Regions from separate parts of the Mus musculus genome. Here region 1 is linked to region 2. Evidence: chromatin loops called from intact Hi-C (ENCODE). Cell type or tissue: heart. All regions are shown on one strand. Each heading gives the region's core, and the rest is flanking DNA. Links, peaks and the distances in the headings are about the cores only.

The links. A loop is a pair of places that touch in the nucleus more often than their neighbours do. Peaks named below come from ENCODE experiments on the same cell type or tissue, not always from the same donor. Only the 100,000 strongest peaks of a DNase experiment are listed, where the experiment ranks them.
Region 1: a loop joins it to region 2, with 3 times the contacts of the local background. A loop is called at or near these places in 2 of 42 quality-filtered maps.

The regions. Positions count from the first base shown.
Region 1 is chr8:79,693,264-79,696,181 of GRCm38, forward strand. It overlaps Abce1 (ATP-binding cassette, sub-family E (OABP), member 1), which reads right to left. Exons shown (of 18, transcript NM_015751.2): 10 at 161-282. Among named protein-coding and RNA genes, the nearest start is that of Abce1, 17 kb to the right of the region's middle. In heart, for the core only: no CTCF peak of the experiment used is centred there; no DNase peak of the experiment used is centred there.
Region 2 is chr8:81,013,560-81,016,458 of GRCm38, forward strand. It overlaps Usp38 (ubiquitin specific peptidase 38), which reads right to left and starts at 1,347. Exons shown (of 10, transcript NM_027554.2): 1 at 196-1,347. The coding sequence starts at 877. In heart, for the core only: no CTCF peak of the experiment used is centred there; DNase peaks (open chromatin) are centred at 382 and 1,492; H3K4me3 peaks cover 2,426 bases; H3K27ac peaks cover 2,043 bases.

The sequences.
Region 1 (2,918 bases), core at 257-2,756, 1.3 Mb before region 2:
TATAGCCTTACAATACACTACGTTGTCTTCAATGATTAAAATACAAAATGCCAGTTTCATATACATATTAGAGCAATATATAGTAGTGATGTCAACAGTAATACATTTTTAGGCATTAAAGAAAAAAATATACAGCATTATGAACAGGTTTTCAAGTTACCTTCTCTTACACTAAAAGGCATCGTGACAACACCATAAGCACTCGGTACCCCATATAGACAGCAGATGAAGTCAGAGAGATAGTCTAATACACTTAGATCATGCTCCACCACAATGATATATCTGAAAAGCAAAACAAATTTTTATTTTTAAATTTACTCTAACATCATTAGCTAAGACTCTTATTTATATATATATAATTTTTTCTACTATAGTTGTAAATCTTAGAAAATGGAATAAAAAGTATAGAGAACATAGTAAAGCCACAAAATATTTTCTTATACAAGGCTTATTATTGATGTTCCTATTTAAAATGTTTTCCTCAGTATATATTTGACTAAGATGATTTAAAAATCTATTGCTAGAGCAGAAACTACCAACCAGCGCAGTGATGAAGCGTTTATGCAGACTTGGTTCTCACCCCACCTACTTTACACGTATCTCCAAAACCAGCTTAAACCATTAGCATAAAGTTCTCTGCATAAAGTTCTCTTTGTATAAACAGACTAATCATGCTCACAAAAAATTTTCAGATTTTTCAAGCTTTTAAATTTTCATGTATCTTACTATTTATTTATATGCAGAAAAAATTACAACTTGCTGTTTATCTTCTTGATAATGCATTTTTTTATTTTGTATGTTTAAGGGCCACTCCTTCCTTCCTAAACTTAGTCACTTACCAACAGTTTCACATTTTAAAATTCCACTTAGTTCCTATTCACTGTAGGGATACCTTTTCCAATATGCAAACGTATTTTTCTTACTCTTCAAAGCCCCTTCTTGCCTTTTTTGTATTCAAATGGAACTAACTTAATAATCAAAAGTTCTGATGTTTTAGGAACACAGCATCTGTGTACTCAAGAAATCTGTGCTACAAAAATATAGACAATATATGCAACGAAACTTCCAGCTTATTACTTGGATTTCTTACTGTTTTTTGGAGGATATGATCTTCAAAATTTTTATACCACTAAAGAGTGAATGAATGCATGCTTTGGTAGTTTCAGAACTGATACGCTCTCTGTGGCTTCTTCCCATCAGCCTACCATTACACATAGATTTCTACAACTCAGCAATACACACAGATTGGTACATCTACAAAAGCGTTTTACTTACTGTTTCTGCTTGATTAACTGCACATGTTACGACTAAGATGTTATCCTTTCTCATATTTAAGTCTTATAAAATCATTATCATCATTAGTTTTCATAAGATCAGTTCACTCCTGTTATACCTTTCTTTCCTTTTATCTTTTAATTGCACTTAGTGTAAGTGTGGTGTCTTGTTGTCCAGTGATTTGCTTGAATATCTAGATACTGAAATGTGTTGTGACTCACCTAGCTATGAATTCTTTTTTCTTTTAGCTCTTCTTTTATTGGAGTTACAATATTATTTGCTATTTAAAAGTCATAGATCAAAGTAGATCTGATCTATACTAAAAGGGGCTTAGATTAAGAAACTTAGTCATTTGATTCTCTATCTTTTAAGTTTGGTATACCATCCCTGATCTCAATCTGTACTACAGAGCTATAGCAATACAAACCACAACGGATTGGCATGGAATCGAATCTAAGACCCAGAGGTACAATCCACATACCAATGGTCACCTGATTTTTGATAAAGGAGCCAGGAATACATAATGGAAAAAAGAAAGCATCTTTAACAAGTGGTTACTGGTCTAACTGAATGTCAGCATGTAGAAGAAGCAAATAGATTCATTATCTCTCATCCTGCAAAAAATTCAAGTCCAAGTGGATCAAAAGATCTCAACATAAAACCAGATACACTAAATCTAATAGAAGAGATAGTGGGGAATAGCCTTGAATACATTTTTACAGGAGACAACTTCCTGAAGAGAACACTGATAGCACAGGTACTAAGAAAAACAATCAATAAATGGGAGCTCAATAAAACTGAGGAGTTTCTGTAAGACAAAGGACAATCATTACAACAAAAGGGCAGCCTACAGAATGGCAAATGATCTTCAGATCTTCACTAACCCTACATCTGACAAAGGGCTAATATCCAAAATATATAAAGGACTTATGAAACTAGACATTGATAAGCCAAATCAATTAAAAAATAGGGTACAGATCTAAACAAAAGTCTCAACAGAAGAATCTCAAATGTCTAAGGAACACCATCCTTAGCCATCAGGGAAATGAAAATCAAAACGATCCTGAGATTCCATTTTACAACTGTCAGAATGGCTAAGATCAAAAACCTCAACTGAGTCAGATGACTGCACTGCACCCCTTTATTCCCAGCACTTGGGAGGCATTTGGGAGGCAGAGGCAGCCTAGTCTACAGAGTGAGTTCCAGGACAGCTACAGAAAAACCAAAACCAAAACCAACCAATATCGCATGCACCCCTCCCCCCCCAATTCAGGTTGTCTCTCCCAGTACTCTCTCCCTCCATCCTTCACTCACTTATCTGATCCTTCCTGCTCCTATCCCCGGCTACACCCAGTCCCACCTGCAAAATCTATTCTATTGCCCTTTTCCAGGGAGATCCATATATCCCCTGGACAAGTCAAGGGGACAGCTCATGTTAACAATGATGTGGAATAAGGGAGACACTCCTCCACTGCTGGTAGGAGTGCACACTTGTACAGCCACTTTGGAAATCAATTTGGAGGCTTTTCAGAAAATTGGGAATAAATCTTCCTCAAGACCAGCTATACCCTTCTGGGACATATACTCAAAGAATACTCTACCATACCACAAAGACACTTGCTCAACTATGTTCACAGTAGTTT
Region 2 (2,899 bases), core at 1-2,500:
TTGCATAAGGGTATTTAGTTTTGCTCTCCATCAAGAACGTCTCTTACTGGAGGAGTTACTCTAATAAAATAGGCTACCTGGCCTCTTTCAGTACCCCCAAAGAGAATGCTTCCGGGGGGGAAAAAAGCGCACTGTGTTGATGAGACACACGTGTTGAATTTCCAAGACACACTTTTCTGAAATAATGACCCTTACCTGTGGAAGAGATGCTTGCAAAAACTTCTTGCAGAGAAGGTAGCAGCGTGGAGGGCTCAGCCTTCCAAATATTCTGTAGTAAGGTACTCACTTTCGTTACCTGGGAGACATACTCCCGTAGTTCCTTCTCCTGAGTGGACACGCACTGGAAATGACCTATCGTTCGAACCAGCTGTTGACAGAAGGTAACTGACAGTTTCCCTTTGGGGACGCACTGCACGAAATCGGTCAGGAGGTCGCTCAGCCGGGCACAGAGCACTGGCTCCGGCCTCTCGCAAACCATTCGCAGGACCTCCACCTGGAGCAGGCTGAAGAGATCCAGCACCGACGGGCAGCTCATAATCAGCTTCAGGCCGTTGTGAATGTAGTCCAGGATGGCGACGTCCTTCCTGTCCACTGAGTGGTAGCCCTGCTGAAGGAGGCCCAACACGAAAGTCTTGTTGAAGAAGGACTCGAACTCCGGCCGGTGGTACCGCGCGTAGGCCTCCAGCACCTGGTGGCCCACTTGTCGCTGGAAAGGGTCCTGGCCCTCCAGGATGAGGCGGGTCGTCAGGTCAAACATGGCCTCGCACTGCGCCTCGTCGAGCCAATGCTCCGCGAACTCCACCACCTTCCGCACAATCATCCGCTTGAGGGGCAGCGGGTGCGAGGAGCTCACCAGGCCTTCCAGAATCTTGTCCATCGTCGCCACTCTGCAAGGCCAGGCCCTGGGGATAAAGAGCTGGCAGCGGCAGCCCCGGGGGGCAGCAAAGCGCCCCGGCGGGGAGGAACTTGGAGCCAACCAGCAGCAGGACCGGCCACCGCCACCGCCGCCTCAGCAGCCACATTTATCGAGTGGGAAGGCCCATCCGAGCCGGGACGGGAGCGAGCGATTCTGGGACGCCGAAAGGCTGCGGGTCCCCGCGGTCCGCCTCAGGGGCCGGAGGTCCGCATAAGGCTGCCTCGCTGGGCCCGCGACCTCTCCCAGCCTCCGGGCGCAGGGACCCTCCAGGCTGAGCTGGAAGGTGAGGAGCGCCTTCGTGTCCCGGGTCAGTGCGGAGCCCCGGCTCCCGCGGGTGGGCAGTTAAAAGTCGCCCTGGGTTGAGTCAGGAGGCACTGTCAATGCGAGTACCTCGATCTGCCAAGGAGAGGAGCCGGAGGCGCGGAACACCCTGAACCCGGAAGCAGAAATACTGGCGAATAGGAAGTGAAGCTCCGAGGTACAGCGGATAGGTCCGCCCTCGCCCCGCCCACTTTTTTCCGGTCCTTTCCCGGCTACGTTCGACCCATTTCCTGCTGGCCCCGCCCCTCCCCCTTCTCCATGTAGCTCCTCCCCCGATAGGCCGCGCCCCCTTCCCTGGCGCGCAGGCGCAGAGGCACGGAGTGAGTCACGCGGCCACTCTCACGTCACTGGAGACTGTGTGGTACGTCACTGGCGGACTTCCGGAGGCGCTGCTCAGGGAGCCTACTCTGAGCTCTGAGGTTCTTGTCGCCGGACGTGGATTCCGTCAGTGGTGAGGGTTAGAAACTCAGAGACCACTCAGCGCGAGCGAACCGAGAGTCTATACTGAGCCGCCGGCGACTGCCGGGGGGAAACCCTTCTCTCAGAGCAGCCGGAAGAACGCACTGTGCAGGGAGCTGTAAAAGGCAGAGAACACGGAAACACTACTTCCTTGTTTGCCGTTGGCAGGGAAATAAAGTAAGCAAGCAGCTTACTAGAAGCCCAAAACGTGCAGTTGCCTGAGGCATTTCCCCGAGTTTCTAGGACAGAGTTGGGGTACAGGACTTTTCACTTTCATCAGGGAATGATGGTGTCAGTTTCCGGGTAAACCAAAGATGGCTCCACCTGAGACAAAATGGAGGAACTTTTACTATGTCATAGTCTGAGACATGTTGCTTATGAAGACAATTCGAGGAAGTGCTATTAATTGTTTAAAATCTTGTGTCTGAGAAAATTTTGGAAACGCGAGAAGAGCACTAGTTGAGGAATGGAGGAAAGTATAAGAAAACAAACAAACAAACAAACCAAGCTTTGGGGGAAATCTTTCTAAAGACCTTGTTAGGCCCAGACATACTCCAATGCCTTAAATGGCTGGGTTTTTCCTCTGAAACAATTGCTAATGTAGAGAGAGTACTGGTGGCTCATATATTTAGTGGTGATTCAAAACAAGGTTGTTGTAAGAATAGATTTTTTAGCGGGTGGTGGTGGTGCTCGCTTTTAATCCCAGCACTTGGGAGGCAGAGGCAAGTGGATTTCTGAGTTCGAGGCCAGCCTGGTCTACAGAGTGAGTTCCAGGACAGCCAGGGCTACACAGAGAAACCATGTCTGGAAAAAATAAAAAATAGTGAGCTTTTGTATTCAGTGTTCAGTGTATAAGCAAGATCCTTCTCAGCTAAATTTAGACCCAGGCATAGTGGCATACACCTTTAATCCATGGAGATAAGGCCAAGCAGATCTCTGAGTTCAAGGCCAGCCTGGGACAAGCAGGTTCTAGGTGAAGAGCTTAACTCCAGGCCTGGTGGTACATGCCTTTAGTTCCAGCATTACAAGAGACAGCCATGTAGGTCTCTGAGTTCATTTCAGGAAACCCAAACTTAGGCAGAGAGGGAGTTAGAAAACAGAAAGCTGATAATAGAACATGGTGGAGGTGGGAGGACACATTCCAGCTTCAGCAAGCAGCAGAACTTGGCAGCTTTGGCCATGTGGCTCTGGCTTTAAAGAAGG